2 separate regions of the Homo sapiens genome follow, and region 1 is linked to region 2. Evidence: chromatin loops called from intact Hi-C (ENCODE). Cell type or tissue: MCF 10A. All regions are shown on one strand.

Region 1 (8,000 bases), 1.5 Mb before region 2:
ACTTATTACCCCTCTCCTTTGACATGTCCCCCCCATGGACTCTGGTTGGAGGCTAGTGCTGAGTTATTGCTACATAAACTACCCCCAAACTCCAGTGGTTTAAACACAATCAAGCCTATCTTTCCTAATGAATCTGGATGGATCTACTGGTCTTGGCAAGTGTAAGAGAGACAAGCCATCAGCTATGGGTCAGGTAGGGAGCTCTGCTGGATCTTGGCTGTGTTTGCTGCTGAAGGGTGGACAAGGATGGCCTCATCTGGGACAACTAAACTCTCCTCCGCATGATCTCTACTTCCCAATCAGGCTAATCCAGGCTTGTTCTGCCAGTGGTAGTGTTCCGAGAGCAAATGTATTTGCAAAGGAAGTTACCTTGAGGCCTTGGGTCAGAATTTAGCACACGATTACTTCTGCTGTTTTCTATGAACCAAAGCAAATTCCAAGACCAGGCTAGATTACAGAGATGAGGAATAGACTTCACCTGTTGATAGTAGGAACTTCAAAGGCACAGTGCAAAAAGTGGTAGAAGGATAATTGGTACCATATTTGCAGTCATTCTACCACAAAGATGCCTTTATAACTTTATACATTATAGAGTGTTTTATGGCTTGACAAGTGTTTACACATCCACAATCTCACTTGGACTTGGCAACGAATCCTAGATAGTCAATTTCCTTCTTATTCTCATCTTATGTAGGAGGAAACTGAGGCCAGATCAGTTGAGTAGCTGAGTTTCAGAACTTACGTTTCTCTTGTTACCAAGCTCCATGTTCATTGTCATGGTCCATAAAAACATTTTATCAAAATAAAGTGAAAATGAATGCTTGACATAGCTAGATCCTGTGCCCCGAAGAGTGGCGAGTCATTTCATCTCTGCTGCTGCTGGTTCCCTGCTGCCAAAACATTTGTGAAACTCCTCCTGCACAGCCCTAGGTCTCCTGCACAGTCCCAAGGTTTCTCCTGCGAGGCCTGGGTGAGGTGACTGTGTGAACTATCAAGCAGCTGAGGTCTTAATCTGCATATAGGAGGCAGCTTGTGGGAGTCTACCACCAGGGACCATAGCAGTGGCTCACACAGAGGAACCAGCCATTTAAAGCTGACTTGGAACTGTGTATGAATGTTATGTATGCAAATGATGACCTCTTGGTAGGAAAAAAAGTACCTTTGGCATTTGTTTAAATCTTTTTCTAATCACAACATAGGTATCTAGACATTTGCCTTTTGTTTCATTCATTCGTTTAACAATTATTTATTGAACATTTCCAATGTGTCAGACACTATTCTAAGGAGGACTCCCAGACCTGAATGAGTTTATAGTCTAACAGGGGATTCAGACATTTAAACACTACCGCTATTAGGCTAGTATATATTTTCTACAACTGTCACACACACACACAAGCAAAAATGGACGATTTCCTGTCGTAACATATTGCAAAGGAGATAGCCCTCCTAGGACAGGCCCAAGAAATTCCTTAGGGGGAGAAGTCTTCACTTATCTTTCAGGTTACTGTAATATTTTTAGATGTGTGAATAATCTTTGTATTTATTCCAGTGCTGGCTTAGAGAAGTTTTTAGCTTATTAGAATATCTACATAGAAAAACAAGTTTTTTAGTAATAGTATCTTCTTCCAAGAAGCTGGCTTGGAACTCTCCATTTATTGTTGCTATTTAATAAGAAAAGCATCCAGGTTAATAAATCAAGCTGATGGTTTCACCATGTAAACATCTTTGAATATTTTAGTCAGTAATTATCTCCTATTGCATGCAAGACAAATATAAATGATATGATTTACAGTAAGGTACAGGTTAGTTTTTGTGGTGGGAGGTCATCTGTATGACATTCACTATAGAGTCCCAAGTCAGCTTTAACTGGCTAATTTTCTCTATGTGAAGCACTGCGTTGTCCCTGGGTAGGCTAAATCCTCTGGATATCTTGCTAGATCAAACAATATTCTTCAACCAGAAATCTTTTCAGAGATGCTGAAAATGCTAAAGTGCTCCCCCGTTTTGGTCTGCTTCCTCAGTGAAAGTCTCTTGGTTTTTCAATATTTGACCATTTATTATCAAGTTACTGAATAATTTAAAAATCCTACCCAAGCACATGAGACTTTCAGAAAAAAAATCAGTGCCCTGCAGTTTTTGCCCCCTCATAGAACAGAGTTAAAATTCATTTTTAGAAAAACATGCTGGGTAATTACATCTTCTACATTTGCCAGTTTATCTCTGTTAAACATAGTAAACATCTCACTGCTTAATTTGCTCTGTCAGCCACGGCTTTTAGAAGAACCAGAGCTCTTAGGCAGTTGAGATTTTATGTCTGCAGTATAATTTCACAGGCAGTTTTTTTTTTGTATTCTTGGCTCATTTACAGTCAACTATCTTCCAAACTCCATGAAGCTTAAATATTTAGCCATTGAGGTAATACACTCTTTGTCATCTGTCAGCTTAGCGGTAGAATTTGGACTCCATATTCTTGATGCTCCCAGAACTCCTGAAGATTCGAGAGTCCGTCATTGGCATTCCTATGAGGCTTTTTTCTATATCCCTTTAGGATTCATGCTTTTAAGGCTTATGGTTGAATATATCCTATCAGAATGTAGCCCCAACATATTCTTTCCTGAAGGAAGCTAAGATATTACTTGATAACTTGTTTCATCAGTTTGACAGAATTATAGTTTGTTCCCCCACAAAAGGCTTGCATGTGGTTCTCCTTTACACATCTTGAAAAAATAAAATGGTAGGCTTTCTGCCCCTCACATTGAACTTGTAATCCATGAGGAAAGCAAAAAAGGATGAAGCCATACTTCAAAAGCCAATCCACAACCTTGTCTATTTTTCTTAAAAGGGTTTTTACTTATTTGGGAGGCACATTAGCAATCAGACGCTTTTTCAGGAAAGCCTGTGTGACTAATTTAGTTTACTATTTGAAGGTGGAAAATATAGAATACAATTGGTAATGCAAGTAGCCCTCACCACCTCAGTCCTCCTTGGGAAAATCCGTAGGTGGCCATGGCTTTTAGCGTGCTAACAGTAGTGATGTCATTTTAGGCAATTGCTTCCCTCTTCTGGATTCATCAATGGTCTAGTTACCTCATTTGCAGGGTCCACTAAAACAAAAGTTGAGTGAGGAGCCTCAGAGATTTAAGTGTACAAGGAAGCTAGCCTGTTTTCTTGCAATTTATGAATTAGATAAATCTTGCATAGGAACACATGTATTTGTAAGTTTAGTTAAAAAGCAAATTAAGTTTTCATTTATTGTACTTGTGCCCACTGGATTCACGTTGGTTTCCTCATATTATCTAAATATGAACTGGGATTCTCTAAGCCACATCCCGCAAGTAAACAAGAGTGATCTTAAGTACTGTAAGAAAACAAGTTATCTTTAAGTCTGTTGGTCTTCCGACGCTTGTTTGAAAGAGCTCAATGACAGAATAGCAAGAACAGGGATTTTTCATTAATCACCTTTCTACAAAGAAACTATCCTTCCTTAAATTTGGTTTTTTAGGATTGAAAAAACCTGAGAATTTTTTCCTAAAAATTAAAAAATAAACTAAGGAAAAACCTCAACCAAGGTAAATAAGCAAAATGCAAATTATGCACAAACCTGCCATGGATATTTTCAAAGACATATTTGAAACTAGAATTCAAAATACATGGTTTTGAGGAAGAATTTCTGAATCAAAGGAATAAATGTCAGAAAACATACTATTGTGTATAGATCATGTAACGTAGATTGGAACTATCTCCATTCACACAATCTGAAGGGAATTTCTGCTTGCCTGCAGTCAGGGGTGGGGCCTGTGTAGCGTGGTTAATATTTCGCAAGGTTACTTAGAAGATTGAAATCAGACTAAATAACTGACTCACCCATAAGAAAAAGACACTGCACTTATTTATTGGCAGTGACAGCATTTTGATTTTAAAGAGTAGCTGGTTTAAGAAGATGCCCGTTATGACTCTCCTTTAGGAATCTATTTTTAAAATTTAATATTTAAATACTGCTGACAATGAAGTGTTCAAAACCAAGTTAAAAAACGAGGATTGTGTTCTCAACTGAATTCAGAAGCCCTACCAGCTTGCCATCATCTTATACTGATTTGACTTCTAGCCACTTTTAGTTATTTGAGAACTTAATTATCTTGTTAACTTAAATAGAAAACTCTTGTCTTCCAGCAGCCTAGATTGTTTTAACCTGCCATTAACATCTCAAATGCTAACAAATCTTTGGACTCCACTTTCTAAATACTCAAAGGAACTAAGAGCTGGGGGAAGTTCCTCTAGAACAGTCACTTTCTCCCTTCTGCTACTGTCACAGTGCTATGAAGTATGCTCCAGTGGACGTTTTCTTGTAACGATATTTAAGGGGAACAGGTTAAGAGAAAGGACAGAGAAAAACACTCGCATAACTCCTCGAGACTGGGTTTATGAGTGGTTATGGTGATTTAAAGAAGCAAACAGTGTCCCACAGCATCCTCATCGCCAGGGCTATCCCAAATTTATAGTAACTAGATACAGAGCATTATCTAAAAGCAGAGACTGGCTGCGGCACAGACTCCATTGTTACTCCCATCCTCTTTCACCATACATGTCTATCTCCATGCAAGGTGCACCACTTAAATAGATTGTGCTTAAACTGCACCCGTAACTGTCAGCAAGAGAGATAGGCCCCTACAACGCCTGAAATGAAAGTTAAGCTGTGTTTCGTGCCAGCCTGTGCTAGTGCTCGGTTTGTGGATCTAGCCTCCCTTAAGTTTAAAAGGAAAAGCTGTCGAAAACCCTAAAGTTACCTGAGAGAACTTAACAGCACTACATCAGAGCCGCATCTTCTGCTCAAGCTTCTCAGTGAAGTACTCAGTCAGGTACCACTGTGTGTGTGGAATGAGAAACCACAGCAGTACTTTAACGAAATAGGTTTCAGCACATGGGCCTGGGTAGCCTTTAGAAGCATTCTGCCTACTGGGTTTAATTTCAGAATCGTCCTATCTTATTTAGACAGCCATCAGTAAGTCTTTGCTGTTGTTCTTTTCATCTTCAGCCTCATTACCCTTTGCCATTCAATGGGATATTGGGGAGAGAAACAAGATTGGTTGGGGATGAAAAGGGAAGCTAGATTTAGCCCTGCCATTTAATCCTACTTCTGTGTTTAGTCAGAGACAAAAAAAGCTTTCCAAGGGACTTTCCTCTAAAAACTATGAGCCATGAAATGGCGAGACCATCGGGGGGCACCAGCGCAGCAGAAATCTAGTTCAGTTTCTCAGTGCATAGATCTCCGTGTCTATGAGACACGATTGTAGTTAAGACTAGATGAAGGGGTGGGCTTATAGGGAGATAATTCCTCAAACTGTTTCAGTCTTTCAGTTTTCACATTAGCCTATCTTCTATAGATACCTCCACTCAAGTTCTAGAAAGCCTTTTTTCTAGTCTACTAGATATTTCCAGCTTGCCTATTTTCATAGGCAAATAGCATTACAAGATCTAGTTGCCCAGGTTCTAGTTACCCAGGTTCTCGGAATGTTGAACAGAAGACACGAAGGAATAAAAGAAGCAATGAAAGACAAAGCAACAGAAGAACGGAGTAAGGAAAGAAAAAGCACAGACTGAGCGAAGACAACTCACAGAATAGAAACAAACACCAGCAAGCGGCTCAAGAGTCTCCTTACCACAATGGTCCCAGGGCTTTATAAAGCCAAAAGAATTGGCAACACCCCCCACGTGCCCTTTAGAGGCCTCCAATTGGTTATGCCCTTTGAAGGATTGGCCTGTGACCAATCAGAGGCTGAAGTGAGGCTTGGCCCTCAATCAGAGGCTGAACTGGAAACTCCTGTCTTGTTATCACAGGAGCGAGGATATGGCCCGTAAGCTGCCCAATCTTGCCTAGAACTGGCTGCACCTGCTGTTCTTTTGCTTATGCGAATTGGCTGCACCTGTTGTTCTTTTGTTTATGCCTTAACCCCGGTTACCCTAATTCCTATTCTCCTGTCTCAATAGTTCTTTACTTCTTTCTCTCAAAGCACGCTTCTTTTATATTTATTACAAAGGTTGACTTTGTGTTTCAGATAATGTCCTCTGTCTTTCAAAAATATTTAAAATGTATAATGCTTTATTATAGGATCCACCAGAGACTAATGTTCATTGAAAATAAAAAAATGAGCTAAGGCGAATGAATTAGCAACTTTTTAGTCAAGCTGAAAATAAGTTAGTTTGAAGAAGATATGAATTGAAATCCATATGAAGCCGCAGGACAAATTACATATACGTATATGTATATTTTATATTGTGTGTGCGTGTGTTGTTAATATTGACAATTAGCTGTAGCAATTGTGTTAAAAAAAAAAAGTGGCTGCAAGAGGAGAGAAGGGATAGACGGAAATTTTTATACAGTGGGCGTTTGCATCATTTCATTACACTGGAAACATCAACTGGTACTCTTTCCACAGCTAGTGTGGCATTTCTCATAACCTTGCCTTTGCAATGTTGTTTGGGCATCTCGGTAGACCTGGTGTTTTGGAAGCCTAAGCAGAGGGAGGCCGACAGTATCGGTGATGTCAGTGGATGTGGACGATGCATCATACCCACTTGTGCCACTCCGTGTGCTGTTACAGCTTTCATGAGATAGACTGTTGGTGCGTGTCTGGTGACCAGAGGATGAATTGCCCAACTCAGGACATTTTTGAAACTGAAAAGGATACTATCAATAATCACACCAGAACAACAACATAAAGAAATAAGTACTTTTGTAAGAAACCAGCATCTCCAGTTATGTGCTCTTCTGATTGTAATTTTAGCGCCTTCTGTCCCATTCATTAAAATATTTCAGAGCAAGAGTGAGAGGAATATTATATGGGGATAATCTGCAGTATTTTCTAATTTACTTTGATGAAGAAGGAGAAAGAGGAGGAGGAGTCACTTGTAAATTCTTGTACTGTAACCTGAATGATAATAAGTTGCCTACACAACACACAGCTGATTGAATGACAGCAAAATCTGACCTTTGTCTAAAGTACAAAACCTCCTGCCCAAAGCACTCTTTTCCATTGGCCCTCATCATTGGCTGTAGAATACCCTGATTTAAATCTCCATCACAGTTTATTCTTCAGTTATGACAGATAGCCCATTTCATTTTATATCATAGTTGTTTTCATGTTTTATTGCCGGTCCCTGAGTATAAGTCTAATTATCCTCAGTAGAGTGCCTCGGGAGCTCGTGTCAGCTGTTCAGCTGGGGCGAATGAAACCACTCAGTAGAGGACTTCTGCCTGCCTTCAGGTGCTTCTCAGGTGTTGCCTAGCAGATTGAAAATGTGTTGCTAGGTAAAAACCTTCCTTCTCTATTATTTCAAGGACCACAAACACAGACACACAAAATCAGGGAAGCACAGTTGGAATGTTTGAAAACTGTTCTGTTCTCTAAGATCAAAGTAGGTCCCATTAGTCTAAAGTGCTGGCTTCTTGAAGAAATGTCCTAAGATTCACCTGTTGCTAAAAATAGGCATGAGTTAGTCAGTACATTGCTGGATTAAAGATAGTGACAGCTAATTAGTCATTGTTCAAACAATAGAAGAGTTGAAAAGAGAAAGTGAGAGACACTCCAGCATTCTGGCCAGTCTTCTTTTCTTCTGATTTTAGAGAGAAGACCAAGAGTGTAATGGGAGGTCACTGTGTTCCTAGTGGCCTATGATTGAGGCTTTCAGACCTTATGTAACCTTTTCTGCTTCACCTAAAAGGAAAATTTAACATGCTGAGCAATACAAACACAGCATTTATTTCCATTTAAGACTGGATAGAATCAATTACTCACAGAAACTATGATACCCCAAATGGCAGGCTGACCATGTGACTTCAGAGCAACCGCTAGAAAACACAAAGCAAGATTCCAATCAGGAACAGTGCAGTGAGGTTTCCTGAAAGTCAGACTAGGGTACATGAAGGCAAGATTGATTCGGGAATTGATAATTATAGTAAAAGAACCACAACATTGAATGTGAGGGATTGTGTTGTTGTTTTG
Region 2 (8,000 bases):
GGAAGAAAGGAGAAACTTGCTGTGTGTGCTTAGGTAACTTTTTAAGTTTTATGAAGATGACTAAAGTTTTCCAAATATATGTGAGAGAAATATCTATTTCTCGGCTGGAAAAAAATCAATTCACCGGGCTGTAACCAGGTTTTCTTCTTTTTAGCTTACCTAGCTTGACTAATTTTTTTTCAAGAACCCCCCATCCACCCCCACCTACTCCCCACCACCACCCCCACCCCCACCCCACCCCGGCAAGTACCTCAAAAATTCAGAATGAAATTCAGCTGGGATCTCATAAGTCAACAGCAACAGGTTGTTTTTTTTTTGGAAAGGGTGATAAAATACTTAAAAAATGTTGGATTACAACTAATCAAACATTTTGTATTTTGTCATTAAGCTAATGAACTATTTTTTGAGCCCTTTTTCTCTAAAACTTGCTGATTATTCTGGGTGTCCCTTCCAAACAGCAAATTTGCCTTGATAAACTATTTTTTCATCCGGTTGTTTCTTATTTAAATATTACAACATATCACTAAGATTTCTTCATTATTCCTTAAGCGAAGTAATGTTCCTCCTTGAAATTGCTTCTTTTGGTAAAAAAAAAAAAAAAAAAAAAGAAAAATTCATCAAAAAGAAAATTGACAAATGACAACTTTTTAAAGACGTGAGGTGTGAAAGAGGGAGCACAGGATGACAACATTGTTACACATTATAGATATGAGTCAGCCACTGGGTTTTCATCTTAACTTACATGTATATTTTTCTAATATATAACATTTTAAGGATTTGAAAAATTATTTGAAGGAGCATAAACATTTACTTTTAAAGAAACAAAGTTGAGAGATTCATTCCAATGCAATGGAAAATAATAGGAGCAGAGAAGGCAGGGAAGTGTCGCAAGTTCTTCTAAAACTTTACTATGTATTCCAGGGAATGGAAACATCTGCATTTATTTCTTAAATCTCATTTTCATTTTGTTTTATCATTAAAAAATAGCAAAGGTATTTATCATTACACAAGTAGAAAAAGAGAGTTCAGCATGTGTGCATTTTCTGAAATAATGTAGTAATAAACATTTCAATCCTTTAAAATCCCATGAAGATTTTCCCCAAAAAACTAATGATAGTAAATAGCCCTTGTGGATTGGCAGGAAGAAAACCTACCTCAATTTAGAGAAAAATTTAAGATATGTTATCACCAGAATACGATTTTTACCTACCGTAGACTCTATTTTCATCAAACATAAGTATTATTGACATATCAGCATCATTTTAAATAGCTATGAATTTCAAATTGGATTATAACTCCAAGCCAAGGCTACAAAGAGTGGATTTTATGAATTCCACCCAGGCTTACCAAATAAATATAAGCAGCATGTACTTCATTTAAAATGATTATAAATTATATTTTGAGGTATAAGTGTAGAAGGAACAAAAAGTGATGTGGAAATAACCCAGTTGTTTTCCTGTTACACTGAAACATGATGGTACTTCATTGTATAGTATTAACCCTGTCAGAAAATCCCCAGTACCCACATTTTAAAATATGATTGCACATTGACTCTTCATCTCATTTCCTCTCTATGCAAGTTTCAAAACAGGGCACATTTTCTCATCTTCAGCTTCCAGGAATGCTATTAATGTCTGTCATTTCAGAGCCACCATAACAATACAGGACAACTTCAAAGCATTGTCAACATTTTACAACATAATAATCAATGTGAACTACCATGATAGGCAAAATAGCTGATCTTATATTCCCTACTATCCTGATCTGATTATCCAAATATCAACATAGGACGCCTAATGGATCTAACTTCTTTAAAAATGTTCCAGAAGTTCAAGGTGTTGGCTAGCTTGAGAGTAACAAGATCCAGATGCCGCCTGTCTATACAACACTAAACTACATAGAACTCCAAAACAGATATCTACAATCTCCCTATTTTTCAGGCTCCTCTCTTTTCCCTCACTACTCCACTCTCTCTCTTTACCCCCCATCTTTCTCTCTCTCGCACACACTTTCTACTAGTATAGCTCATCCAGCAGCCTGTGTCTTTGAAAAAATGTGCATAACATTCACTATTTCCTGTTAGTAATAGGTTAAAAGAAGTCTCAAACAGAAAAACAATTATGTTATTCATTTCAATCTAAAGTTTCTTTTCTGAATATATACCATAGTAGAAAACAAGGACCCGAAACAAAGTGTAATTTTTGAAACACTTGGAAAAATGTAGCCAAATGAGTAAAAGGGATGGAATGTCTGATATTTTTCATGCAACCTTTGAGTTTATTGTTTTTGTTTTGTTGAGGCATGAGAAATGACTGTAAATTTTCCCCTTTTAACTTGTCCTTGCTCTGCCATTTCCTTGAGGAATGGCAGGCAGCATTCTCAACCTAACACCCCCAAAGAGTTAAAACTTAAGGCACCGAGCAGGAGGGCTAGTCTATTTAAGCATCAGCAGCACAAACTAAATGCTCACAAAGGCAAATAGCAGTGTGAGTCGACCTTGGAGGGGCAGGGTGGATTACAAAGCAATTGAAAAAGAAAAAAACAAAGCAATAATCTTTTGTATAATACTGAAAGTCTGCTTCCCAGTCTGGTTTACAAATAGGCGTTGCTGGACGAGACAAAATAAATGACAGATAACTACAGCATGAATTACCTAACCCTAATCACATCACCGAGTCCTGGTGACAGCATAGATCATTCAGGCACGCCTTGTTCACTCTCGGCATATTTATTTATTAAGGAGACGGTGGAGTCTGGCTAATGCTAATGCAATACAAAATAATATCACCCGTACACTCGAGGTGGTCACTCCGCTAACATGTTTTCCCCCTAATCAAGTCCAATTTAATTGACAAATCGGAGCAGTGATTTCACACCTGAGAGTCTTTCATGTCTTAACTGCAGGATAAAGTTCAGGGTAGGTACTGCCCACTGCTTACTTACGTGGGCTTGCCTCTGGGCCCCTAATGGTCATTTGACACACACACATAAAGCCTAAAGTATTTAACCAATTCAAGTCCAATTATGATCAGTTACATTTCATTCCTTTTCAAGACTCAGGCCTCCTCATGGCAGCTACACAGAAAAATAGATCTTCTAAAAGTAAAGAACATCTATTGTAAAGCAGTCTGTAGCATGCTGATCATCCTCAACATAAAATAAAATAGGCAAGGCAAATTAAAAATAAAAATAAACTCTCAGAGACTCTGGTAGGAGCCCTATACCTTCTCACACCCTTCTTTCATTCTATACCCTGCGATTAAAAGTTTGAGTTACCCCCACCGTTGCACGTCCTATCCAGTGGGAAAAACCCTTTTAGAGCCACAATCAAAGAACAGCTCACCAGAAAAGCCCCTGAAATTATATTCTTGTGCCTGGTAATCACTGTTGTGATCTGCTTTCTAAAAACCGTGCCCATCTGCAAAAGACGTTCCTGATATCAGGACCATTTATGCTGCCAAATAACAACAAAGAAACTGAACTCAAGTGAAACTATTATCTCTCCTTAAAGAGAAAGCTACAATTCCGGGTTTGCTGCTTTCTTCTTATGTCTTCCTCTGCCTCATTAACTCCATTGGTATGTCACTAATTTCAAAGAAGCAGGAAGAAGTGATGGGGGTGGGGGTTAACTAATAATTCACACGCCTGTCTGTTTCCCATCCCAAGTGCAGAACGATACCACGCTGATCGCCAGACCGTGGGTCAAGCCATACCTTGGTTTGGAGATAATGAGGATAGTAGTAAGTGTACTGGGGGTACATTTGTGGCTGATCCAGGCGTTTGCCCATGTAGCTGGAATCTTTATCTCCGAGGCAGGGAACTGGATGACAGGGTATAGTGCCCCAGGCCGAGCTTCCTCTTAAACCACTATTCCTGACAGTCCCGGTGACTGATGAGGCTTCAGAGACTCCACCACTCGCTAGTTCCAACACAGCAAGAATTTTTTTAAAAAACAAAACAAAACAAAAAACACACACCAAAGGAAAAAAAAAAAGGGCGAGGAGTGAGATCTGTAGAAAAAACACCCACACACAGCCTTCCCAGATCTTGCCTGGCTTCCCCCAGCTGCCGGGGTCCACTTGGGATGAGGCAGTTTGTTCTCTAACCAGGCTGTCTGTAGTGATGTCAATTGCCAGCGTTCGTAAAGGGGGAAAAAAATCAAAGTCCTTTTAGCACAACTCCGAATCCTTGCAGATCAGCTTCCTGTCTCTTGGTTGTCTCTTTCCCCACCTTAAAGAAAAAGAAAAAAGAGAGAGAGAAAGAGAAAGAAAGAAAGAAAAAGAAAGAAAGAAAGAAAAAGAAAGGGGAAAAAGAAAAAAAAAAAGAAAAAAAGGAAGAAAAAAAAAAAAAAAAAACCTTGTACAGCTTAGTTGCTGCTGTCTCCCTCCCAGAGTGACATGGTGTTCGGGGCTTGTCCTGTCCTTTCATTCACTTCCCCTCCTTCCAGCCGGTGGGTGGAACCGAGAGAGCCTCTCCAGGGAGCAGCGTACGCAGTCCAGAAGGCTGCAGTATTTCCTCCAAGAAAAAAAAAAAAAAAGGCTGCTTCAACCCCTGCTGCAAGCAAAGTTCCGATTCCCTCTGCTGGCTATCTCGAATAGCAAGCGATTTTTGCAGCAACGCTGCTGCCGCTGGAACTGAACCTGAAGAACTCAAATGCGGGCGGTGGATTATTTCTTATCCCTCCTCCATCTACCCCACACAAGAGCTGCTTTTTGTTCCTCTTTTTGCCAAGTTCCAAGGTAAGCCACACTGCTAAACAAAACACAGAAGAGAGGGAAGAGAGGACGAAAGAAGGAAGGAGGAGAAAGGAAAAGAAATAAAGGCAGGGGAACTAACCTTGCTGGTTAAAGGGGAAAAAAGTAAGTCCCGGATGCTTTCAAAATCTGTTAACACGCTAGAGCCAGACGCATCCAAGAGCTGATTGAGAAACTAACCTTTTACTACCTGGAAAACTTGGTGGATGTTAAGTATTGAAGAAATTTTAGGGTCTACTCCAGGACTACTATTAATGCCACATGTCATCAGATTGGACTGATCAACTGAACATATCAAAAATAATAACTTTTTTAAAATACATCCATTTTGTAAAAAAAAAAAAAAAAAAAATCAAAGGAAGTGACCCCTTAGGTTCGTCAGATATTTTACAGATAAAATCTGTTTCTCCCATTGTCTCTCTCTTTATGATTATTTTGTTGCATTGATGCTTTAATCACTTTACTGATATCATCTAAAAAAAAAAGAACAAAAATCATAATTGCTTGGCAGAGTTTTTTCCCACCAATGATAATATTCTGTCATGTCTATCAGCTGCTACATTATAATACAAATTGTTTCAGATAAAATATATTTCCTTAAAGGGTCCCTTTTCAAGGCGGGCGAGGCTAAAATTAGATGTGCCAGCTGTGTTTTGCTGCGAGTGCTCACGCATGCCCAAAGCGTGGGCAGACCAATACTGAGCTCTTTTCTACTTTGTCAAGTCGGCTCTGTTCTCCTGAGCCCAGAGTCTCCTATTTAGATAAAAGGTCCCTGGTACAAATCCAGCTTCCTAGTCAAGAAGAACAGAGAATTTGGGCTCAGTGCACACATGGTGTCCATCCACATACAAGCCGCACCACCCCTAAAGCAACTGGCTTCCACCGAGGGGAACTGGTTTCTGGAAGCTGTGTGAGTGCATACGTGTTCCTTGGATAAAAATAAGGATGGCAGGTAAATAGTTTTATGTTTTACTTTTGACAAGAATAACAATCAGAAGGAAGGAAGGATGGAGGGTGAGAGGGTAAGAGTTAGGAGGCCCTGACAACATGGTGATTGAGAATATTAAATCAACCCCACCTATCTCTTAAATGTATTATTTGGGGCCTCAGTTGTCCCATCTATAAAATAGAAATACTGCCAACTCTCCTGGCTGAAGGCAGTACACTGAATCAGACACTAAAAATGACACTGATTTAAAAATCCTCCAGTGGTGTCACGTTTCTCAAACAATAAAGTCCTGACTCTTTGGAATAGGTTTCAGGACACTTGACGAGCTGTCTGGCCCTGGCTTTCTACTCTAGTCTCGGACTTTCAACTCTGCCCCTCACATCCTATACCGGAGTCACTCTGAGCTACTTTCAGGACAGGAACATGCTCTCAGAGGCTTCTGTCATTCCCTCTTCCTGGAGTGCTCTCCCAAGTCCATCTCCACCTCTTTTACCCTTCAGCCTGTCCTTCAGGTCTCAGTATGGATATCACCTCCTCACAGTAGCTTTCTCTAAACCCTTCCTTCTCTGCTGCACTTTATATTTGCCCTCATAGAAGGCTTATTCTACATGTATTTGCCTGCTTATTGTTTGTTTCTTCCATGATGTTCTAAACTCTAGGGGGGCAGGAGGTCACATTGTTCTCACTTGCCTTTATATTTCCAAAAACTTGCATAGAGTTGAGCACAAAATGGGTGTTCAGTAAATGTCTGAAGAATAAAATGTTAGACATAATTAATAATTTTTCAACCTGACTTACATCCCTCTTTCAGTACATTTCAGTCCCTGTTACAGGTCAAGAATTGACCTGGGTGCAGGATATAGAGGCACATGAATCAGAACAAGGTCCTTCTTTCATCGAGTTTATATTTAGTGGGGAAGGGGGGACAAACAAAGGGATAAAGAAGTAAATATGCAGTATAATGTCAGGAAATACAAAGCGCTGTAAGGAAATATGAAACAGAGTAAAGAGAAACAAAGTCACAGAGATTCTACTTTAAACAAGATAGGAAAATGCTCTCCAAGGAAGAGCCTTGGAAAATGCTTTCCTAAGGTCAAAGCAAGGGTGTGAACCATTCTCTGGGTATTGTGCACTGTGAGAATACTTCGTGTTAATGCCTTGGATCCCATCCAGACTGCCTGGGTTCCAATCCTGCCCCTTCTTCATTCATCTCCCTCAGTTTCTTCATCCATCAAATATCACTATTCACTTCATACAGTTATTTAGAAAACCAACCCAGATAAACACATGAAGCTTTTAAAACACCTTGTACCATGTTGGATCTGCTTAACAAATGCCAGCCTGCACATGGGGGAAAAACATCCCAGTCACAGGGAACAGTAAGTACAGAACGGCCTGCAGTGGGACTGTGTCTTTGGAATGTGCAAGATCCGGCACAGAGGCTGAAATGAAGCAAGTGAGGAAAGACCATAAAATGGGGTTAGGGAGGTACCCTTGGGCCAGATCATATAAACCTTAGTAAAGAACTGATATGGAAAGCTAATTAATTGATAGTTAACAGTACAGCAAGGACTTTATCCAAATATTCAGATTCTACATCTAGTCATCTTCAACTATAGAATGCTGTCATTTAAACAACCTATTAATGCTCCTCCAAGTTCTATCTTGTAAGAACAAAATCCAAGATTGCTTTGGCTAATTCTGCCACCATGGACAAAGGATATAAATACTCTTTCATTAATACATGGTCTAGATACTCCTTAAAGGGAAAAGAATACTGTCTTATTTACAAATGAAAGGCCAAATGACTCCTCAGCCAAAACTGATATAACCCATTATCTGTAAAGTTCCCAGCATGTGTTGATGCTATCAGCAATTTCTACATAAAATTGTTACTTTTTAAAATGCTATTTGATTTCGTTGGATTATTGTAATGTTTTAGGCATAAATTGTCATTAGCTTAAAAACCCTCATTGCACCTTCAAAGCTTTTCTTAAGTAATGCAAAGTAGGTTTACCACCTGTGGGAATTGTAAAACCTGTGTTTTTGTTTTTTATTTTCTTCCCTCAGAGACACCAGTAGCCATGGCAATTCAGGAGGCAAGATACTCACATCAGAAATAGTTTTTATATCATTTCTGCTCTGTTGGAGCAGTAGCGCTTTCCATTTAAATGATCAAGTTAAGGTAGGAGGTAACTGGTTTAAGGCACTCTCTAAATCAGAAGACAGCTGTGTCCTATTTGCCAACTAACCAACAAATTTCATACAAATCCAAGAACAGCAAACTGCATCAAAGG

What was found. Hi-C counts contacts between places; a loop is a spot of excess contacts. Peaks named below come from ENCODE experiments on the same cell type or tissue, not always from the same donor. Only the 100,000 strongest peaks of a DNase experiment are listed, where the experiment ranks them.
Region 1: a loop joins it to region 2, with 5 times the contacts of the local background. A loop is called at or near these places in 3 of 110 quality-filtered maps.

Annotation. Positions count from the first base shown.
Region 1 is chr3:30,748,980-30,756,979 of GRCh38, reverse strand. The region is part of intron 14 of GADL1 (glutamate decarboxylase like 1); the gene reads left to right. Among named protein-coding and RNA genes, the nearest start is that of GADL1, 140 kb to the left of the region's middle. In MCF 10A, no CTCF peak of the experiment used is centred here; a DNase peak (open chromatin) is centred at 3,819.
Region 2 is chr3:29,277,470-29,285,469 of GRCh38, reverse strand. RBMS3 (RNA binding motif single stranded interacting protein 3) reads right to left here and starts at 4,399. Exons shown (of 15, transcript NM_001003793.3): 1 at 3,714-4,399. The coding sequence starts at 3,788. RBMS3-AS3 (RBMS3 antisense RNA 3) reads left to right here and starts at 4,531. Exons shown (of 3, transcript NR_109804.1): 1 at 4,531-4,739. RefSeq lists an enhancer at 5,495-5,544. In MCF 10A, a CTCF peak has its summit at 4,576 (motif pointing left); DNase peaks (open chromatin) are centred at 2,539, 2,819, 3,629 and 4,499.